2 separate regions of the Homo sapiens genome follow, and region 2 is linked to region 1. Evidence: chromatin loops called from intact Hi-C (ENCODE). Cell type or tissue: PC-9. All regions are shown on one strand. Links, peaks and the distances in the headings refer to the core of each region. The heading gives the core; the rest is flanking DNA.

What was found. A loop is a pair of places that touch in the nucleus more often than their neighbours do. Peaks named below come from ENCODE experiments on the same cell type or tissue, not always from the same donor. Only the 100,000 strongest peaks of a DNase experiment are listed, where the experiment ranks them.
Region 2: a loop joins it to region 1, with 12 times the contacts of the local background. A loop is called at or near these places in 6 of 110 quality-filtered maps.

The regions. Positions count from the first base shown.
Region 1 is chr7:121,539,722-121,550,883 of GRCh38, forward strand. No RefSeq gene overlaps it. Among named protein-coding and RNA genes, the nearest start is that of FAM3C, 150 kb to the left of the region's middle. RefSeq lists an enhancer at 4,582-5,781. In PC-9, for the core only: a CTCF peak has its summit at 7,965 (motif pointing left); DNase peaks (open chromatin) are centred at 5,300 and 7,970; H3K27ac peaks cover 3,112 bases.
Region 2 is chr7:121,475,027-121,486,188 of GRCh38, forward strand. The region is part of intron 1 of LOC124901737 (a long non-coding RNA gene); the gene reads right to left. LOC124901736 (a long non-coding RNA gene) reads left to right here and starts at 10,293. Exons shown (of 2, transcript XR_007060495.1): 1 at 10,293-10,418. RefSeq lists an enhancer at 5,951-6,456. In PC-9, for the core only: no CTCF peak of the experiment used is centred there; a DNase peak (open chromatin) is centred at 5,275.

The sequences.
Region 1 (11,162 bases), core at 1,342-9,341:
TGGTAAAAGAGAGAAGAGTGAAAAAGGAACTTCCAAACACTTATAAAATCATCAGATCTCATGAGAACTCACTCACTATCATGAGAACAGCATGGGGGAAACTGCCTCCATAATCCAATCACCTCCCTCCCTCAACACGTGGGGATTATGATTCGAGATGAGATTCCAGAGGGGATACAGAGCCAAACCATATCAGTCTCCTTGGTGAGAAGTGAGTTCTCCCTCAGTTAGTTCACATGAGATTTGGTTGTTTAAAGGAGTCTGGGACCTCCTCCTTTGCTCTCTTGTTCCCTCTCTTGCCGTGTGATGTGCTGGCTGCCCTTGGCCTTCTACCATGATTGCAAGCTTCTTAAGGCCCTCACCAGAAGCAGATACCAGCACTATGATTCTTGTACAGCCTGCAGAACTGTGAGCCAATTAAACCTCTTTTCTTTTTAAATCATCCAGTCTCAGGTATTTGTTTATAGCATTGCAAGAATGGACTAACACAAATCAGAAGACATTTTTTAAAAATGATTATTGTTTGAATATATAGAAACAGAGGGTAGAAAGGTAGCTATTGGGTGGTGGAGGGGTGAAGGAAATGGAAGTCAAAGCTTACAAAGTTGTGGTTATGTAAGATGAATAAGTAGAGATGCAGTGTACAGCATGAGGACTATAGTTCATAATACTGTATTGTATACTGGAAATTTGCTGAAAGAGTAGATTTTAGGTACTTTTACCACGTACACACAAAAAAGGTAACCATGTGTGATGATGGGTATATTAATTGGCTTGACTTTAGTAATTATTTCACTGTGTGTATATCAAAACATCAAATATATTTAAGGGATACAACATGATGTTTTTACATATATATGATATATGTGTTTTTACATATATAATTATACATATTAAGGAGAGCAGCCTCTAACTTTATATATATATATATATATATATATGTATATGGTATATGTATATGGGTATATATGTATACATATATGTATACATATATATGGGTATTTTATATATGTACACACACCCATATGTAAAATTATTTAAAGGCTGCTGTCTTGAGTTTTTGTGGAGATAAACAAGTTAACATTAATTAAAATTATGTTTCTTGGAAACATAATTAAATGTGATGCAGATGGTTATTAAATTTAAAATCAAAATTTTATTTGTTTGGCCATTGTGATTAGTCCCAGGATGAAGACTGTCTTTTCATAACCATGATAGAAAGGAATCACAAAGAATGCTTAACAGAAGATTACATTGCATGAAGTAAATTTAAATAGCCTGAAGCCAATTGCTTTAAAGACTTCAGTAAATTTTGTTTGATATACAAATATCAAATCTTATCTGTTTTTGTCTGAAATTAGACATCAGTATAGTGTTATTTGTCATAATTTCAGTTATTTTTGAAAATGTTAACCATATAGTAACCTTATTTCTTTAATTTGAATTCTAGGCCAATGGTTTTCAACTGGGAATTCACGCAACTCATATCTGGAGTTTTATTAATATAACAGATGTTTAGTACCTCCTCCAGATTTACTGAGCCTTTTTACTTAATAATTTTGATACATTCTTGGGTTATTCTAATTGTATGCTTGTTTAGTCATGTATGTTATATGTCAAGATTATTCTATCTGAAGGCTTTTTCTCTGTAAAAATTATGTTCATCCATTTTCATAAATTATATATGATATCCACTCTTTGAAAATATGGCTAATTTTATGTTTGTTTGTATTTTGTCTTTAACTTTTTGAGTGATTTTATTTTGCACATCACAGAAAGAATCAAACTTCCTTGTTAACTGTATTATTCCTGTAACAAATCCTCTTCAGATCTTTGTTTTGAAAATCATTAATAATAAGCTAACCACACCCATTTTAAATCTCTGTCATCTACAGAAAGGGTTTGTTTTGTCATGATGCTTCCCTGAAACCACTTGCAATAAGCTACAGGCCAGTGTGTTATTATCAACAAAGAAAGACTGTCTTAGAGCCTTGGGAAAGGACTATACCAGGCACTGTACCTTGGTGTACAGCTTCTGATGGTATTGCATGAACAACTTTGAGGCCATCCCGGTGGACTGAGTCAGTATATCTGGACTTCAGTCCACAAATGAGTCCATGATATGGCTACCCCAGGATTGTGTGGAACAAGAATTCATTGCATAGGGCTAAATCAACTAATGGGTAACACTTGTTGGTTTTGTTTGGAATATTGTTGATGTTTTAATATTCTGTGTTCTGGATGTAAAGAACCCTTTCTCTCTTTTCTGTTAAGCTGTCTATAACTTATAACAATTTAGTAGACTCTGTTTTATAAACAGAAATAAAACTCTTATCTTTTTTCCCTGCTTGTTCCCTCTAGAAATCAGAAACTCTTATTAAATATTCTTATTTTCACAGCAACAGAGTTATATGCATAGGTTCACTAAGAAGAGATTATATTGTATCCCTTGTCATTAACAAGGAAACAACAATGTTTCCAATTATGTCCTGTTATTAATAAGGATAGTCCTTATTATTCACCAACCAAGACCATGCCTGCCATTTCATATTTGATAATGATGCGTATTTAATCAGATATGACCAGGCACTAAAGAAACTTGGATTGACTTGATGGAGCCGATGCTTTTGAAGCCCTCTTAGGAAAACTTGCCCATTACCTGTCTTACAGGGTTTAAAGGGCTTACAGGGCCTACACTGTTCCTTCTTAGCCTTAGAGCTGAGGAAGGAAGGCTACTTCCTGGTAATCCTAAGAATTTCAGAATATTTGAGGGACCTCAAGAAGAAAGGAATTAATCTAAATATATAGGTGAAATCTGATGATGAATTATTGGCTTGGCATACTAGCCTCAAGGGGCATTTAAAAGTTAAAATTGCCCGGGCATAGTGGCTCACGCCTGTAATCCTAGCACTTTGGGAGGTTGAGGTGGCCGGATCACTTGAGGTCAGGAGTTCGACACCAGCTAGACCAACATGGTGAAACCCTGTTTCTCCTGAAAATACAGAAATTAGCTAGGTGTGGTGGCACGTGCCTGTAGTTCCTGCTACTCTGGAGGTTGAGGCATGAGAATTGCTTGAACCCAGGAGGCAGAGGTTGCAGTGAGCTGAGATCATGTGACTGCACACCGGCCTGGGCAACAGAGCAAGACTCTGTCCCAAAAAACAAACAAACAAACAAAACCTAAATAACTACATAAATAAAAGTTGAAATTGAATCAAGAGTTCCTAATGATAACTTCCAGGAAAGCAAACTTAAAAAGATATATATGGTAAATTACCATTCTTACTGTACCTCTGTACATAATCAGGCTAAATCCAGTAAGAATGAAACCACATTATTTTATGATCAAGAATAATCACTTTTTTTCTCTTCTTTCCTTTTCCTCTTTTTTTTTTTTTTTTCTTTGAGATGGAGTCTCACTGTCACTCAGGCTGGAGTGCAGTGGCACGATCTCGGCTCACTGAAAGCTCAGCCTCCTGGGTTCATGACATTCTTCTGCCTCAGCCTCCTGAGTAGCTGGGACTACAGGCGCCCGCCACCACGCCTGACTAATTTTTTTGTATTTTTTTAGTAGAGACGGGGTTTCACCATGTTAGCCAGGATGGTCTTGATCCCCTGACCTCGTGATCCTCCCGCCTTGGCCTCCCAAAGTGCTGGGATTACAGGTGTGAGCCACTGCACCTGGCCCTGTTTTTTTTAAAGACTATCTTTGTTCAGGAAAACTTTGTTTCAGTGGAAAACTATAGCAGATCTTTTTGAGTTATCAGATTTGAAACAATAATTCAATCGTCTTTGAACTATTTGTGCCTCTTTATAAATTGTAGGTAACTGATGGATGTGCTAACTCTGTTTGGTTGAGATTTAATTGGCTTCCTTCCCCACTGTGCAATAACTGGTTTTGTAACCTACTTGTGATTAGACTGGATTTTGTTACCTTGAACAAATTGTCAATTTTTACCATGTTTTCAATTCTTCTCATTTTTTTTTTCAATATCTGGCTATAACCTTTCAAACTAACATTTCCAACTTTTCTCCCTCCCTCTTAACTTGGTCTCACTGAGAACAAAAGTCTGACTATCTAGAGATCCTTATCGAGACTCAAAGTTGCCTTGTAGCTGTTCTTTCACCTCCAGATCTGAAGAAGGACTGGGGGCTAAAACCTGATGACTTGATATATACCCTGAGGGACTTATCACCACAGAAGACCATAATGGACTGAATTTCTCCCTGAGCAAGTTACTGTCTAGGCCACTAAGAAAGCTCACTGAAATGCTCAGGTCATGCATAACCTTACATGAGAAGTAACCAAGACTGGACAACATCACCAAGAACATTAACTTCTTAACTTCAAGAAACTCCATAAGCAGTGCTACATAATCAAAAGGTTTTCATCCACTGACTCTGGAATCCACTGGACCAAACTTTCTCAGGGTTGAACTCTTGGGTCTTTACTTTAATCCAGCTTTATATATATATATTTTTTTTATTTTTCATATAGATGCCTGATCTCTAGGACTCTAAAACAACTGAGCTTTGCCTCTACCTTTCAATAGATGTGTTTATGGGAGGCCATTATTTTGGACTAGTTTCCTGTGTTAGGCCCTAGCAGACAAGACCAAATTATAATGGAGTTACTTGGGCTAAGTGCCACATAATCAAACTGAACTTTCCAACAGGTCAGTTTTCCAAAAAAAACCCCCAGCAGATTCTAGTACCTGAGTCAGCATAATAAGGATGCCTCCTCTGTTTGAACCCTATAAGGAAAGTAACGTTGAAAGGATGAGTCTGTTTTTTATTCTCTCTTTTTGTTTCCTTTGGCTCTTTTCATTCTATAAATCTAACCTCCTCCATTCAGTTCATTTGAACACTCACTCTATTTTATAGAATGAGGTGTTCCCTGATTCTAGAATTGAAAATAAAAGTCAATTATAAATTTAAACTAAATACATTGTAATTTTATTTTTTGATGGGTGATTTAATTAATTTTGAAGACATCATGTCATTAAGAGTCCTCGCAAGCATAGTTCTTTTACCCTGGTTCACCTCACTCAGGAGATTTATGGCCACCTTTGACTTGTGCAACAGTGAATGAAATTTATCTGTCTTGATCAAAAGGGAAAGAGGACTAACAATGTTGAACTTTTCCAGAGCCTCATGCTTTCAGAAAATAGTTGTGGTTAAGAAATCTCACCAACTTTTTGTTTTCAGAAATGCCTCACCGTTTTGTGTTCTGAAAAACAGCTTAAGGAAATGAATCACCCTTCTCCATGTGACTCACATAGCACTCACTGTCCATTCTTTCTTGTGACCCCCATCAGGCTTGTAAATGGCTTTCTTGTTTACCTGTGACAAGGCCAAACACACACTTTTCACCTTTGTTTGAACCTGCTGACAAAGCCAGGTATAAATTCCCCCTTCCCTTTGCCTCTACCCAATGTCCCATTATTCCTTTTTTTTTTTTTTTTTTGGAGATGGAGTCTCACTCTGTCATTCAGGCTGGAGTGCAGTGGCATAATCTCAGCTCACTGCAACCTCTGCCTCCCAGGTCCAAGCAATTCTCCTGCCTCAGCCTCCCTAGTAGCTGAGATTACAGGTGCACCCCACCACACCCAGCTAATTTTTGTAGTTTTAGTAGAGATGGGGTTTCACCATGTTGGCCAGGCTGGTCTTGAACTTCTGGACTCAAGTGACCTGCCCACCTCAGCCTCCCAAAGTGCTGGGATTACAAATTACAAACGTCTATTCTTTATCTCATGAATGATTAGCTAAGGTTACAACTGTTTGTTTTTGAACTAGCAAGACACAGAAATAAACATTTTCTGCCCACTTAAATAACAGAGACCTCTTCTGATTGCAAAACAATACAGCTGGGAATCCCCACACCTGCAATTTGTCTACTCTTTCCTGTAAATGCCTTAAGGCAAATCCACTCTGCAGAGACACTGTAATTTTCTGATCTGTGGGACTCTCCCTATGGCACTAGCTGGAATAATATCACCTTCTCAATTGTCTCATGCATTTTGTCTTCAACAGTACTGAGAATAATTCCCTGGGCGGCATCAGTGATTGGGTGCTAGTGAGAGTTGCATTCCCTTTTCTTTCTACTTTCCAGACAAGTAAAAGAAACAAAGCAATAAAGAACCATCAAACAAGACTTTGACAGATAATAATATATTCTGTGGATAATTTCTACTTCAGAGATAGGCAATTACACATTTTTAAAAGCAATTTTTACTGCTCAGTTACAGCAAGTTTGCCTATTTACAAAATAAATGCTGTTTTATTATTTTTAAACATGTCTTACTTACTGCATGCCTCTCCATTTTTAAGAAAACCCCAGTTACTCTGACTGAGCAGGAGAGTTTAGGAAAGGAAGGAAATCATATTGGCTGATCTTCCAATAAGTGACAGACTTGGGCTAGACATTTACATTTATTTGATCCTTTCAGCAACCTGGTGAGGTAGGCATTATCTCCATTTTAGAGATAAGGAACTGAGGCTTGGTGGTGTTAATATCTCACTCAGCATCACACACCTAGTAACTGATAGAGTTTTATGCTTTCCTAACATCTTACATGCCTTCAGTGATGATAATTCTTCAGAAATTAGTAAACATTCTGTGAATTTTTAATATTCTGTGAATTTTAGAACTCATTAAGACAAACACACATCTATGCCTTGTACTCGTATAAAACCTATTGAATGTTACAAATTATGTCTTATCGTTCCAAAATTTCAGATTTTTTTTCCCAGAAATCAAACTCAATGCTGTTTGGAAAATTTTTGCATAAACCAGCATTCAGATTAAGCAAAATAGAGAGATAAATGAAGAGTTGAATCAAAACAAAGTTGAAAACCAAAATAAAATTTTAATTATTTGGTACATTTAATCAGGAAGGATCTTCTTACAAGGCAGTTCTGTGCAAAACATCAATGAGTGCTAATAAATAAGGACATATGTGTGTCCCAAAAGATTTGTCTTCAAGGTATTGTGAAAAAAGTTCCTGGAGCCACCTATGAGAGAGAGTGCATCTGGTCTAATTGCAAACTTCAAGCAATTGTTAAACTTCTTATTGCCTTCTTGAACACCTCTCTGGACTCACCTGTGTAGGTCTGTCTCTGTCCTCCTCCGGGCTGTCTGTGAGTTTCAGTTCTACCCTTCTACCCATACTAAGGGAGAGTCCACTCCAGCCTTGTGGACGTCTAGTTGCATATTCACTTTATCCATAACCTTGACATCTTCGTGAAATAATAAGTGGGTAGGGAAAAAAATTTCTCCTATACACTAGTGGAAATTGTATACTAAAAAATTTCAGCTATTTAACAGAGGGCCAGGAGTTTGGAAATTAGAAGCTGTTTCCCAACATCAGCAAAATAAAGGATTCCACTTTATTTATTTGAAGCCACAATTATCCAACCCACTTCAACGGTTGCTTCATATAATGAGTCTTAGAGTCAGAAAAACTATAATTTAATGACCCCTGATTATGTAGGCTGAAAACTTGGATTCAATGTGGTAATTAGATAAGGCATGTTTGTTTATCTGACATTAGATAAGGCATTTTACCTTCCATCAGCCACAATTTCTAATTTTCCTGCAGATGTTTACACATGTTTTGGGGAAAAAGCTTTTATGGTACTACAGATGCAGCCATTGCAGCTTGGCAGAATGCTACAGGAGCAGAATAATCATCAGAGATGTTCCTAAGCAAAGAAGGAAAACCAGTTCTGAAAAAATGGCAATGATTAAATAAGGTAAAAAGTACACTATTTCCAATGGAATTATGTGATTTTTAAAAAAACTTTGAGAGATGTGAATTTGTCTATGTATAAATAGGTAGACAAAATTGTTCACAAGTAATTTTAAATATTTTTTTCTTTCAGAAATGAAATATTCTTCAATTTAAGGAAATTCTGACGTTTCAGTACGCTAGTGTGTGATGTTCAGCTATTATAGATGCTCCTAGCGCCATCTGGTGAGATATACAAGCAATAGCATCAATATTTGACTCATGCTTTGTAAACCCAGGAGACACTTACTCTGCAGAAAATAGGCAGTAGAACAACCTCCACTTATTACACTATGAAGTTTGTCCTCAGATACTAAGAAAAATCACTGTGTAACCTTGATGTGCATGTAACATCATTTTAATAATGCAGATATGGATCTCACTGAACATTTTAATTGTACCTTTATCCTTGAAATGTTTATCAACCTCTGGTGCCATTTTCTCTTCAAATAAATTTTGCATACATTTCCAACTGAAGTTAATGGAAAGTTAGAATATACATTTGAGATTACAAGTTAACCTAAAATTCATGTTGTAACATGCAAATTAGAAGAAAAATCATTTTGCTTAATTCTTTAGGACTATTTGACATTTCAATTGGAGGTGCAGTAATTTCTTATCGAAAACAAAAGAATAGATGTTTTCTTTTGGAAAACAGACTTGATATGTGTACATGATATTTCTATTAGAGGAAAAGAATATTGAAGAAGAGGATGAAGTTGGCTTTGAATAAGTTGAAAAACATCAGGGTTAGAGGTGCTGAATGTAAAAACATTTAGTGTTTTGACTTCTAATATCACAGACACCTTTTCTCCAAGAGTTACTGGTATAAAATATGTAAATTTACCTCAGACAAAAATATACAGAAGTGTAAAATGCCTTCAATTCCTCCTTACATAAGCTCTATCTGTTGTAAACCAAGTTCAGCATATGTGTAATCAAGAGCTTCTGGAACAGCAGGGAATCACCTGAGCATTGGGAATCTTCAATTTGTTCCATCTCTCAGACAGGTTGCTGAGTGCAGTGCCATCTTATGCATGTAGGCATTTGTTGGTGGTTTGCTGTTTTAGCACAAATGACAGTATAGATACGATTTGCATAGCAAGCTTAAATAGTTAATGATCAAGAAATATGACAAGACTTTATCTGATAAACATTTACTCTTATTTTTCTGACAGAGTAATGTTGATAAACACCAAAAAGCTCTTTCCACAAATACCACAGTAGAATTCACAATCAGAACCAACTACAAAATTTGCAGTGGTGTGCTCAATGCACCATGAAAATGCAAGCCCCTTTGTTCAAAAATTTTAAGGAATTTCAAGATGGCAACAAAAGAATCTTAAATCAAATGCAGGGCCCTTCTGAGCACAGTGGCCCCATATGACTGCACAGGTGGCACAGCCATGAACTCATTGACGTAGGCCAATATTTTATTTTGCACTTGTGGAAAGGTAAACTGAGGCACATTAAAGCATTAAAAACTCTATTAAAGACTTTATTTGAGCATTTAGTGATCCATGGATCTGGGTACTTCCAGACTGCAAGTGGTTTGGGGACTCCAATAAAGGCAAAGGTACTTTTATAAGGTGAATGAGGGAGCAAGGCAAAGGAAACATTTGGGGAGAGGTAGCCTCGCTCAACTCATTCCCCTGGAAAGTCCTAGCTAGAGGTTAGTTGGTGATTTCTGGGTTAGTTAAAGTTTTATTTTACCGTTTATACTGAATTGGGTTTGAGTTTGCTTACACAGGAACCCAAGGTGCTAGAATCACCTCAGCCCAATGACCTCCTAATTAAATTTTTTTAAACACTCTTATGGCCGGGTGCAGTGGCTCATGCCTGTAATTCCAACACTTTGGGAGGTCGCCTGAGGTCAGGAGATTGAGACCAGCCTGACCAACATGGCAAAACCCCGTCTCTACTAAAAATACAAAAACTGGCTGGGCATGGTGTCAGGTGCCTGTAATCCCAGCTACTTGGGAGGTTGAGACAGGAGAATCACTTGAACCTGGGAGGTAGAGGTTGCAGTGAGCTGAGATGGTGCCACTGCACTCCAGCCTGGGTGACAGAGTGAGACTCCATCTCAAAAACAAACAAACAAACAAACAAACAAACAAACACACTCTTATTTAGTGTTTATTGAGCAAAGCCATTACATGTATGTATATTATCAGTTATAAATATTACCTCAATATATAAAGATTAAAACAGATCTCTGCTACAATTTCTGATTACCTCATTAAAAAAAAAGGATGAACAAATTGGTAGGCTCAGCCTTTTCACAGCTTCCTGAAATCATACTCATATGCAGTGGATACTACTGGGTGCATAGAGGCAAATTCACTGTTGCGGGTAATGAAGCTAAAAGTTTGGAGCCAGAACAAGGCTCTGGGAAGTGCTCTGGCAATTAAAACACATTTCATATGTCTGCAAAAGTAAGATTTTTTTTTTTTGACATGGACTTTCACTCTTGCTGCCCAGGCTGGAGTGCAGTGGTGCAATCTCGGCTCACTGCAACCTCTACCTCCTGCGTTCCAGTGATTCTCCTGACTTAGCCTCCCAAGTACCTGGGCTTACAGGCACCCGCCACCATGCCGCTCTAATTTTATATTTTTAGTAGAGATGGGGTTTCACCATGTTGGCCAGGCTGGTCTTGAACTCCTGACCTCGAGTGATCCACCTGCCTCAGCCTCCCAAAGTGTTGGGATTACAGGTGTGAGCCATTGTGCCTGGCCAAAAGTAAGATTTTTAACTGCAATCTATTATAAACCTTGGTTCTGTCCACTCTGACTTCCCCTTTGTCCCTCTTATCCTGTGTCAGGTGCAATTGGAGTGGCCATGGGTATTTCTAAGATCTAGTTGAGGGGAAATTGAGTTCATCCGGACTTAGAGGAATATGTTTTTGTGGTTTGTAGTTACTTCTGTGTATAGTTATTGCCAGCCATCCTGGGGTACTCCTACACTCACTATGCTGACACAAAGTTGCTTGGCCAGGATTCATATCATGAAGAGCATATGTCCTCCACCTCCAGCACCAGAAAGCGGTGGGTAGTGGAGAAGCAGCAAGGTTCACCATGCACAGAGTCATAAATTCATCTGTGGCAAAGCATGTAGAAATGTGCCAGAAAAAATAACATATTTATTGTCCCTTTTTTGATAGTTTTTTTCCAAATGTGTTGTGTATTATAATTTCCTTTCATGTTTTAAATAAAAATTGATTTATACATCTAAATTCATATTTGTAAATTATATACATTTCAGACCACTTAAAACCTGGATCTGTCCCACTGAAGGCTGAGAAATGAAAGCAGAGAAAGACTGAAGGTCTGGCCTAGATTTCATTCAGATGGGGATTATAGTCCGGTTCAGATA
Region 2 (11,162 bases), core at 1,038-9,037, 65 kb before region 1:
ATGAAGGTAGAATAAGGGCATTTTCAGACAATTAAATGTCACAGAAATTGGCTTGTCTCATCCCCATTCTTGAAATGCTATTGAAATATGTGCTCTTTCAACAGAAAGAGTAAAATTAAAAAAAAAAAGAGAGAGAGAGAGAAGAAAACAGAAAAAAAGGGAAGACCTGAGGTCCAGGAAACAGAATATTCAACATAGAAAAGATAAGAAGGGAATGGTAGGTGACAGTTTTGCAGTAGGAAAATTCAACTGATATATTATCTGATTGATTATTATTATTATTATTTGAGACATGGTTTCACTTTGTCACCCAAGCTGCAGTGCAATGGTGCAATCTCAGCTCACAGCAGCCTCAACCTCCCAGGCTCAAGAGATCCTCCCACCTCAACCCCCAAGTAGCTGGGACCAGAGGCATGCACCACCATACTAGGCTAATTGTTTGTATTTTGGTAGAGACAGTGTATCACCATGTTGCCCAGGCTGGTCCCCAACTCCTGAGCTCAAGCAATCCACCTGCCTCAGCCTCCCAAAGTGCTGGGATTATAGGCATGAGCCACCACACCCAACCTTATCTGATGGATTATTGACCTTATAAAACATCCTTTGAGAATATTCAGTGATATGTGAATAAAAATTAAGCAAATAGAATTTTAAAAATATATTTTTTTCTGAAGTTAACAGAAACATATGTTTATGAGAGAGAGAGAGAAGAGATAGAGAGAAAAATAGAATTGGCTCATGAGATTATGGAGGCCAAGAATCCCCATGATCTGCCATCAGCAAGCTGGAGAAAATGGTGGAATTCAGTTTGAATCCAATGACCTGAAGGGCCTCTTGTCTCCCACTGGCTGAAACCAAGGAAGTCGAGAAAAGTGCAGTTCTTTGGTGGTGTGTGTTCACAAGCCTAATCTAGTCAGCTTCAACAACCTTTGAACTTGTTTTTGGAGAGACAAAAAGTAACTTGTATGTTTTGCTACATATTACGCCAGATTTTTTAAAGGGATGATAAAGTAGATTGTGCTGGGAAGCATGCCAGGTGTGGGCCTAGTTGTTCCCATGTGTTAAGATAGTCACTTACTTCTGTGTGTTGCTATCCACCCCTCTTTTCCTTTAAAAAAGCCAGTCATATTCCAAACTTTCTGTCTCCTTTAAAGGAAAATGAAACCATCATAGGTACTGGAGAACAATAAAAGGGTTATATTCTTAAACACACACACACACACACGCACACACACAAAGATGCCAGTGGCAGGGGGCAGGAGAAGATGGATGTCCCAGCTCAAACACAGAGAATAAATTGGCCTTTCTTCTCCCTTTTTCTTTTTTTTTTCAGACCCACAAAAGGTTGGCTGAGGCTTACCCATGTGGGTGAGGGTAGACCTTCTTAACTCAGTCTCCCAATTCAAATGCTAATCTTTTCTGGAAACACCCTTATAGAGAAGCAGAATAATGTTGTACCAGCTACCTGGGCATCCCTTGGCCCAGTCAAGTTGACACATAAAATTAACCATCTCCATATCCCTCAACCACCTGCCCCTCATGCAAATGTCTTACAAAACCATAATATAATTATTGAAACCTTGGAATTATTCTTGATAAAATCTGTTAACCTATAAATCTGACTTAAATTTCAACAGTTTTCCCACCAATATCTACAGAAGCAATGCAAACAAGGTTGCTCCTTAGAGACCCTTTCCAGGAACAGTTGTCAGTATATTTTCATAGCATTTCCCAATGGACAGTATTATTATTTATTAATATGATCCAATATATAACCAAAAGTTTTATTTTCTTTTTCATTTTTATAGATGGCAAAAACACATTGTCATTTGCACCCTCCTCTAAATCTCTATTTTGGGAACCCTGTTTGGATCACAAGGCCAGAATAAAAACACCAATGTCATTAGTTTGGGAAATAAGTTGATTAAATATGCAAACTATATGAAGAAAATGAACAAATCTTGCATACTAGGCTTGAAATTCCAAAGTTATAAACTATAAGGAACTCAATAATACTACTTACAAATATAGCTTTATATGACGAATAAATCATTTTAATTGATTGAAATGTACCAAAGGCTCTTAGAGCTCACAGTTTGTTTGCAGTTAGGTTAACACTGCAAGTTACCATAGATATGGCAACTCACACCAATGCCAATCTGTGTGAAAATGGTAATTTTCTTGTATATTTTAGCAATGAGACAAATGTTTAGACATTTTAATAGAATTTTCTTAATACTATGCCTTGATATTTTTTAAAAAAGAGTCCATTAAGATGACCAAAGTCTATTCCTAATCATTGTTTTACTATTTCAAATAAAATGTCAGGATCTTAGAACAGTAGGGGCAGGACTCTAAAGTCCTTCTGGCAGGACTGGCTACATAATTTACAGATCCCAGTGGAAAATGAAAAGTGAACTCCTTTTAAAAAAAAGTCTTAAGAATTTCTAAGGACGGATGGCAGAGTATTAAACCAAGTGTGGGGTTCTTCTAAGTGTGGGGCTCTGTACAACTGCACATGTTGCACAGCTATGAAGTTGCAACAAAGATTGCACAGATTGTACATCTATAGCCCTGCCTCCTCAAGGAAATTACTCAAAAGACTTGGTTGGTTCTATTGGAGAATTCCTGATTAAAGGGACTTCCTACTACCCAGCATGTGCCTATGTTGATTGGTTCAAATCACTCTCAAACTCTTTTCAAACCTCCCTTTACTTTCCCTCAAGCTTGTTATCTGTCCCTAACCCAACGTATCTACTTTGCTGAGAAAATTAAAGCCATCAGACAAGAACTACCTTAATTTCTCCCTAGAAAACATGCAAATATATCAGTATCCACATCCGTCTTTCCTTCCCTCCCTTCTTGCCACCTAAGGCCGGTCCCTTTTCCCTTCAGTTATAGATTTTGTGCCCATTCACCTTCTCAGGAAATTGTCAGTGTTAGTTAATCTTTCTCCATCTTAAATATTTAGCCTCTCCTTTTCAATTCAATCCTTCTCATGACTTATACACAAGTTCAAATCTCTCTCTTTTTATCAAACAAACATATGGAAATAAATCTCCCTTGAAACCACACCTCCAAACCAACTAAAATCTTATCTCATTCTAACCTTTTGTAGCTAAGCTGGCAAATTTTCTACATTTGCTGTCTCATTTCCTCACCTCAATTCCAATCTGGCTTTTGTCCCCTCATTCTATGGACCCAGATCTCCCTAACATCATCAGTTACACCTATGCTGTTGAATTATTCAGACATTTCTTTATCCTTACTGTACCTTAGAATCTCAAGAGCATTCTAACCAGCTAAGCAGACCCCACTGTTCCTCGCTATCACACTTTCCCTTGGTTTCCATAACCAGACAGTCTCATGCTTTTCCTCACATTCCTCTAGCTTCTTCTTTGCTGCCTCCTTCTCTACCCAACCCATATTCAGTGGGCACCATCAAGGCTTGGCTCCAGGCTCTTCCTTCTCTCACTGCATATTCTCTCCTTAAGGGAGCTTATCTAAGCTTCAATTACCACATGTATAGCAATGATTCCCAAATTTATATATCTACCCTGACCTCTCCTCTGTACTATATAGACTGATAGACTTATCTACCCACTTGACATTTCCTATAGGATACCTTTAAAATTACTTAAAATTCATGTTTCTTTGGCAAAGCCATGATTTTCCTGCCTGCCTAATCATACCTAAATCTGTTCTGTTTGTAGTGTTTTCTATCTCAATGAATGACATTGCCATCCAATTTGTTGTGCAAGCCTTCATACTTCCCTCCATCACCTTCTGCCATTAAAGCTATCAACCTGTCCTGGGCAGCTCTACAATACCTCCTAAATGTTACTGAAGTCTCACAATTTTCTTCCATTTATATTAAAATCGTTTCAGCCCAATGATTTCCCCTTCATGATCTGCCTACCTACCTGTCCAATTTCAGTCATACCATTGGCTCCTCCTCATTCTCAAAACTGCTGCCCTTACTGTCACTCTCACCATGATTTTCTTTCTGTTTGGAACAGCTTTGCTTTTCCTCTTCTCTAATTAACTCCTATTCATCTTGCAAATCTCAGCTCAAGTGACACTTAGGGAGAATTGTATTATTCAAGGTTTGTATCTATAAGCGATAGAAGCATTTTCTGACCTAAGCAGAAAAAATAATGTATTAAAAGGATATTGATACCTCACAGATGGAATGGTTATGCAGTCTGGAGAACCAAGTCCTAGTATTTAGGAATAACATGCTAACCACTCTTAGACACTGGTCTGGAGAAGAAACCTCTACCATCATCATTAAGCACTGCATGGTAGAGTTTGTACCACTGCCACTTCTGCATCACATCAATGTGAGAGGGAAAGGTTGGGGTGGAGAGAGAGGGGAGAGGGAGAGGGAAAGGGAGAGGGAGAGAGAGAGGAAGAGGGAGAGGGAGAGAGGGAGGGAGGAGGGGGGGAGAGAGAGAGAGAGAGAGAGAGAGCGAGAGAGAGAGAGAGAGACACCCCATTGCATCCTAGTTACAAGGGAAGCGGGGAAGGCAAGTATCTGACATTTTCAGCCTCTAGAGTGCTAGAGTGGGAGGCATTTTATGACTCCGCCAAGGCTTATCATGTAGCAAATTCTCCAAACATTTGAAGGGAACTCAGATGTTGGGTAGTGAAAAAGAAGTACAAACTCTATACAAGATTTCCCTGATCTCCTTGGTTAAATTAAATTCCGTTACTAACTATCATTGCAACATGTACTGCTTTTTAATAGAACTTGTAACGGTTGGAATTTTACATTTATACATGTTGCAATTTGCTGTGTGCTCACTATCTATTTCCTTCAATATCCTGCCAACTCACTCAGAGAGGGACTCTGCGTATTTTTGCTCACCTGTGTATTCTCAACACTTAACACATTATAGGTGCTCAAAAAGTATTTCTTGAAAGAATATTATTTAACCTATAAAAATTAATTCTACCCATGTAGATTAAATAAACATAACAACTTCTTTTATTCAGCAGATATATGTTGTATGCCTTTCCTTCACCCTTTTAAACCAGATGGGGAAAGCATCCTACTGCTGTCCTGTTGTGAAAGCAACAGAAGCTATTTATTTTGCAGGCAGTCCTTCACAGGAACAGCCATTTGGGTGAATTTTAAAATGCCTTCTGCACCGAGCCAGGACATACAATGGTTTCTTTAATCCCTAAAGTAAATATGGTAGCAACCCAAGCATTAAGAGACTTTTACATAAAACTACATTGTGCTCCTTGCACATTCCCCTTTCATCCTGAGCTGAAAAGCATTTTTGGATTCTTTCATTCTGCCCTCAGGGTAGCAGCACAGAGAAGAGGAAGTCCCAGCCAGATTCGCCTGGTGAAGTTAAGTAAGTCCCAGAAAAGAAATGTTGATACCAACAGAGCTTTTGGTTCTTATATTTTAATGACCATATACTGTTTAAACAGTGCGTGCTGTTTCCAAATTTGCGTTCAGGCTTAAATGTAAGTAATCCTAGAGAGATAAAAATCCTCGAGGATAAAAATCCTGGAGATATTAGTTTTGCACAAATTTTGCTGTGACAATATACCATGTATTGGTTTTCAAGGGCTGCCATAACAAAGTGCCACAAACTAAGTGGCTTACATGACAGAAATGTATTGTCCCACAGTCCTGGAGGGCAGAAGGCTGAGATTAAGGTTTCTGCAGGGTTGGTTCATTCTGAGGGCTGTGCCTCCCTCTTAGCTTCTGGCAGCCTCCGGCATTCTTTGCATGTAGACGGCATTCTTTCTGTGTCTTCACATCCTCTTTTCTCTGTAAATGTCTGTCTCTGTTTCACAAATATCCTCTTTTTTAAAGGACAGCAGTCATGTTGGATGGAGACCTACCCTAATGACCTCATTTTAACTTGATTACCTCTGTAAAGACCCTGTCTCCAAATAAGGCTACATTCTGAGATTTGGGGAGTGAGGACTGCAGCAAATCTTTTTTGGGTGTACAGAATTCAGTTGATTACATAACCTAATTTGAGAAACCTCTGCAGCAGGCAGACCATCTACAATGCAGGTTGCAGGACAAGATACTTAGTGGAAGCAAAGACATTGGTCAGCGGCTGACAGACTAAGAAAGAACACTACAGACAGGATCAGCTCAGCTATCAACAGCCACAATGCACATAAAAGGAGCATTATACCCAGAAAAAAGGACTAAGCTTCGGCCTTCTCAATTTCACTCATGCCCTCAGAAAGCAGCACCAAAAACATGCCGATTTTTAAGAAATGAGACAAACCATTGTTCTAATCTTGTAAAGTTTTCGAAATGAAATAATGCATTAGTTAAGGAATTACACATTATGGAAATAGTTAAATAAAATCAAATATAATTTAGCTATTTCCTTGCAGAAGACTTTTAAAAATGAAATGGTATCTCTGGTTCATCGTGGGAAATGTACATGAAATTGTCCTGAATGGTTAAAATCATACGTACTGTACACAGTCAGTTCTATGCATCTTTACTACATAGACCCTGTTAAGGATGAAATTTTATATTAGTTAGAGTGATTCTTGCATTAATGTTTGTCTGCCTGACTAGAATGTTACCTCCTATAGGCAAGGAGCACATTTTTTATTTTTTATTTATTTATTTATTTTTTTGCATGTTTTTAGATTCTCAGCAATGGCCACAGGTATTGGCACACAGTATGGCCTCAATAAATATTTGTTTATTATGAAGAAATAAATGAATGAATTCATTTATTATTCAAGGGTTGCATTATCCATTCATTCAATTATGTATAGATAATAATGTTTACTGTTCTACCAGTACAGCTTAAGAGGTGCTAGAGAGGTTATGATGAAAAAGAAGCAATATTTGCTTTCATAGAGTTTAGGATTTATAAGGAGAATAAGAATATTTTTTTAAAAAATGTTAAAAGTACAATACACAGTGGTGAAACACAAAAACACTGAGAATGGAGTAAAAATGCTATAAACATGCAGAAGGTAGGAGAAGCTATCATGCTCTGAGAGCAGGGAAAAAAGTTTATGAGAGAAACAACATTTGAGATAGCTCTTAATGAATGGGTAGCAAATAAAAATGATTTTGAAAAATAAAAATGATAATAAAGGGAAAATGATGAGAGAAATGACCAAAAGTGATGCCTCTATAACAGCAAGTAGTTTTGTTGCAAATAGTTATCATGGCAGAGAAAACTGAAACTAAAATAGGTAGTTGTTGACAGTAAAAATGAAAATTAGACTGAGATCCTTACTTATCAGGATGAAGAATTTAGGTAACTTTTATGATGGGGAGACAGTAAAGATTTTTTCACAGACCACTGACTGTTTCCTTAGGAAGATTGTTTGGAACCTGTGAGTAATATGGGTTTGAATAGAAGTGAGTGAAGTGAGGAAGATTATTTAGAAAGCTGCTACCCTTGCCCAGGCCAAACAGGTTTTGTAGGGCCCCAAAGCTAATGCAGTTTGGACACTTTAAAAAAACGAATACAAAATTGAGTTTCAAACTAAATTTTTTAAAGAAAATAATTATGTATTTTAAAGGCTAAGAAATACCATAATTATGAGCAAAACTAAAAAGAAATCAGAATATTTTAATCAACAACCTGACACATTTTATAACATTTTAATTTCTTACACTTTTTAGCTATGTATTCATTTAATTGCCTCTTCCTATGACATGTGACATAAGTTTCTATAAGGAGAACAGAAAGATGATTTACTTTTTTCTGTGGTATGATTAGTAATAGTTTAAAAAACAATTGATAGTTTAGGAACTTTCTTCCAATTTTACAACTTGTTCCTGCTAATTTCACACTAGGATGGCCTCTAGTATGTTTGAATACATAAAACATACAACTTTGCCCAGAGACGTACTTGCTCTTGTTTTATGCCCGGAAATCTAATAATTCTATATCACAAATTAGCCATCAGAAAAGAAAAAAAATGGCATGTTTATGTTTGCAGATGCTGAATTATTGAATGTATTCTTGGCAAGACAGAACTTGTCAAGAACCGATTCTTCCACTTCCAGCCACACACAGCTAATTATTGAAAGAACTTACCCCATTTAAAAAAGCTTCTGGCTCTATACCTTTCAATATTTTGTTTCATCCCCTAACTCTGCCAGTGCTGGAAGCCTGAGAACATGTTCATATAAAGGTATGACCTCTGTTCTATCTCACAAAGCTGGTTGAGTCAGCATCGTAGGGAATTGGTGTATTTCTAAAAACCAGTCCTATACCAGAGTAACTGGAAATAAATTAGTTACCCAAAGAACTGACTACAAACCACTTAGCATACTGCACAAAACCCAAAACCCAAACTAAATGTATCTCCACCTCAATTCCATCTTATCTGTATTACAAAGTTCCTGTAATCATTCCAATGCCACCTGACAAGGGAGGGTGGGGTGCTCCTAGGGGACATGTGATGGAAGGAAAGTAGAATTGGAGATAGTGGTCTTAACCATTTGCAGATAAAATGTCTTATTTTTGAAAATTTATTAAATTATATGACCTAGCGAATATTTTGCTAGGGCCCCGGGATCCCAAAAATCCCTGCTTCCTGGTATTTAGCCCATTGTGTAAGCCGTTCTTCTTGAGTGTAACCTGGCCTAGTGGCTTGCTCTAACCAACAGAATGTGAGCAACGTGATGGGATTAAGACACATAAGTCACTACTGTCTTGCTAGCTGATTCTCTTCCTTGCTGGCTTTGATAAAGCAAGTTGTCATATTATGGAGGCTCCTGTGATAAGGAATTAAGGGTGGCTTCTGGCTAACAGCAGGAAGCTGCCAGACCAACAACCCTTGAAGAACTTAAAATTTGTCCACAACCTCATAAATTTGGAAGTCAGTCCTTCCCAAGTCAAACCTTCAGATGAGACTCCTGCTCTGGCCAACTCCATGATTGAAGCCTTATGAGAAAACTTGAACCAGAGGGCCCAGCTAAGCCATACCTTGATTTCCAAATCAAAGAAATTGAGAGACAAAATCTATGCTATTTAAGTTGCTGAACTTGAAGTAATTTATCAAACAGCAACAGAAAAAGTAATGCAGGTACCTTCCAAGGTCTTGGGATGGTAAAAAGGAAGGGCCACAAAGCTTATTTGCTTCATGGCAAATTGGCCCCTGCATATGAACCCAAATCAGGGTTGTGGCCATGGGAACAACATGTTATAATCTTATATAATCACACTTTATGCCTTATTATTTGTAGCATTTCATCTCTGGGCAGGCAGCATGGGTTTGGTGTGGATGATTGCTCAATTGAGTAAAAGATAAATATTCATCTGGCAAAGGTAAGAGGTTAGGTAGAGACAGGTTAAGGAAATAAGTTTTTTGAACAATTTATGAAATTAGGACATTTACATGAAATAATATATATGAATTAGGGGGAGCATGGCAGACACCTGAAGTTAGAGGATACATGCTTAACAATCTCACTGGCATGATTTTATGACTTTCTCTCACGAAGTTTGGCAGCTTTGATGTGGAAGCTGAGCAAAAGAAAGGCAGAGTTACCTAATGGTGAGAATTTGGGATGTGGTCATGGGATTCTGGCCCAGTTGGATGGCAAGTTAAGTTAAGAAAAGGTGATGTAATAGAAGAATGGAAAAATATATAGGGCTTGGAAGTCACAGTGCAATGAGAAAATAAGTTCAGTAGATATAATACAGGAAGAGGAGAGAGGAAAATACGATGTGGTCAGAGAAAAGATTTTTGGGAGTTTAAGAAATTGGGATGTAATACTTTAGAAGGATTATAAGTTGGGTTTCCCATATAGGTGTGTGGTAGAAATGGAAGCAAAAGGAAATGTGGTGAAGTTTAAAGCAACAAATGATGACACCAGGGTCTCAAAATTGTCCTCAAATTTTTTTTTGGAGATACAAAAGATAGTTATGTGGACAAGGCATCAAAAGATTACTGTGAGCTAGACATATTCCATCAGTATGAACTTGTCTATTTTTTACTTATGAAAATATGGCTTTTTTCCCAAGTGGCACATCTAATTTAATATTAGTCCCATTGTCAAAACACACCCTATCATTCTATTAATAACAAAAAACAAAAGAAACCTGTATACTGAATCATTGTCAGTTTAAGAAATACAAATAATATTTTTCCTAAGATTAACAGCATCTACTTCCTTGAGCAGCTGTTTTATGTTTTATCTAATTGATTTCAACAAATTGCTTCATTAACAGACACCATAGACAAGTCATCTGAAATTGGTTATCAGTGGGGACACAGGGACAAAGTTCCTGTCTTAATTCCATCTCTTGCTTCTACAGAGAGAAAGCTTGGATAGGCTATTTTGGCCAATAAGCATCACTCCAGGGGTTGAAATGAGGATTTCATCTAGGGTTACAGAAGCTGAAATTCCGGGAGAAGATACAAAACTGAGTGCTGAAAGGAAAATGAAGGTTAGTAAGTCATAGCAGCAAGTCTGAATTGGTCTCTAATAATGTTGTAATTGTAAAGGTTAACCTTCATCTTTGAAAGATCCCTCAGTATTTGGATAAATTCCCAGACAATGAGACCTGCTTCTTTGTTATGTCACAACTCAAATTTTGAGGCTTGCCGGCAGATAAAATGCAGACGCTGGGCCTAGGCTACATGTATCAGAAGCAACGAGAGGGGATTGGCTTTGAGGGAAACTTCCATTTTGGCGGAGGCTGCCACAGCAGATGTATTCAACTTTCAGTCTTGGCAGTGGAAGGGCAGTTTCCCAGAGGGTTCGAGGCAGAGTTCCTGGCACAGAAGTAGCACCAAGGGGGTGGCATCTGCCAAGTTTCCTTTAGTACTAGGTGGGAAGGCAGCAGCGACAGCAGGTTTTTTCATCAGGCCAATTCTGTCATGAGGTTTTGGGCTTTTGTCCTGAAAAGTTAGCCTGAAGTCTGGTTTGCTAGCCTTCCTAGCAATTTTGAGATTTTTAAATATGCTTTAAATAAACTTTTTTTTTCTTAGTCACCTGTTGATTGCATCTAAGAGCCTGACTTACTTTTCTTATTAGAGTGGGGATATCAGGAGGACTGCCAGATGGCATTTCTAAGCACATGCTTTTGCCTGAGGATGGTATCTGTGTTCATTTCTCAATGGATCGTGCTACATTTAAATGAACAGGATGAGCTCAACAACCCCTTTGATTCAGGCTTCCATGCTAAATG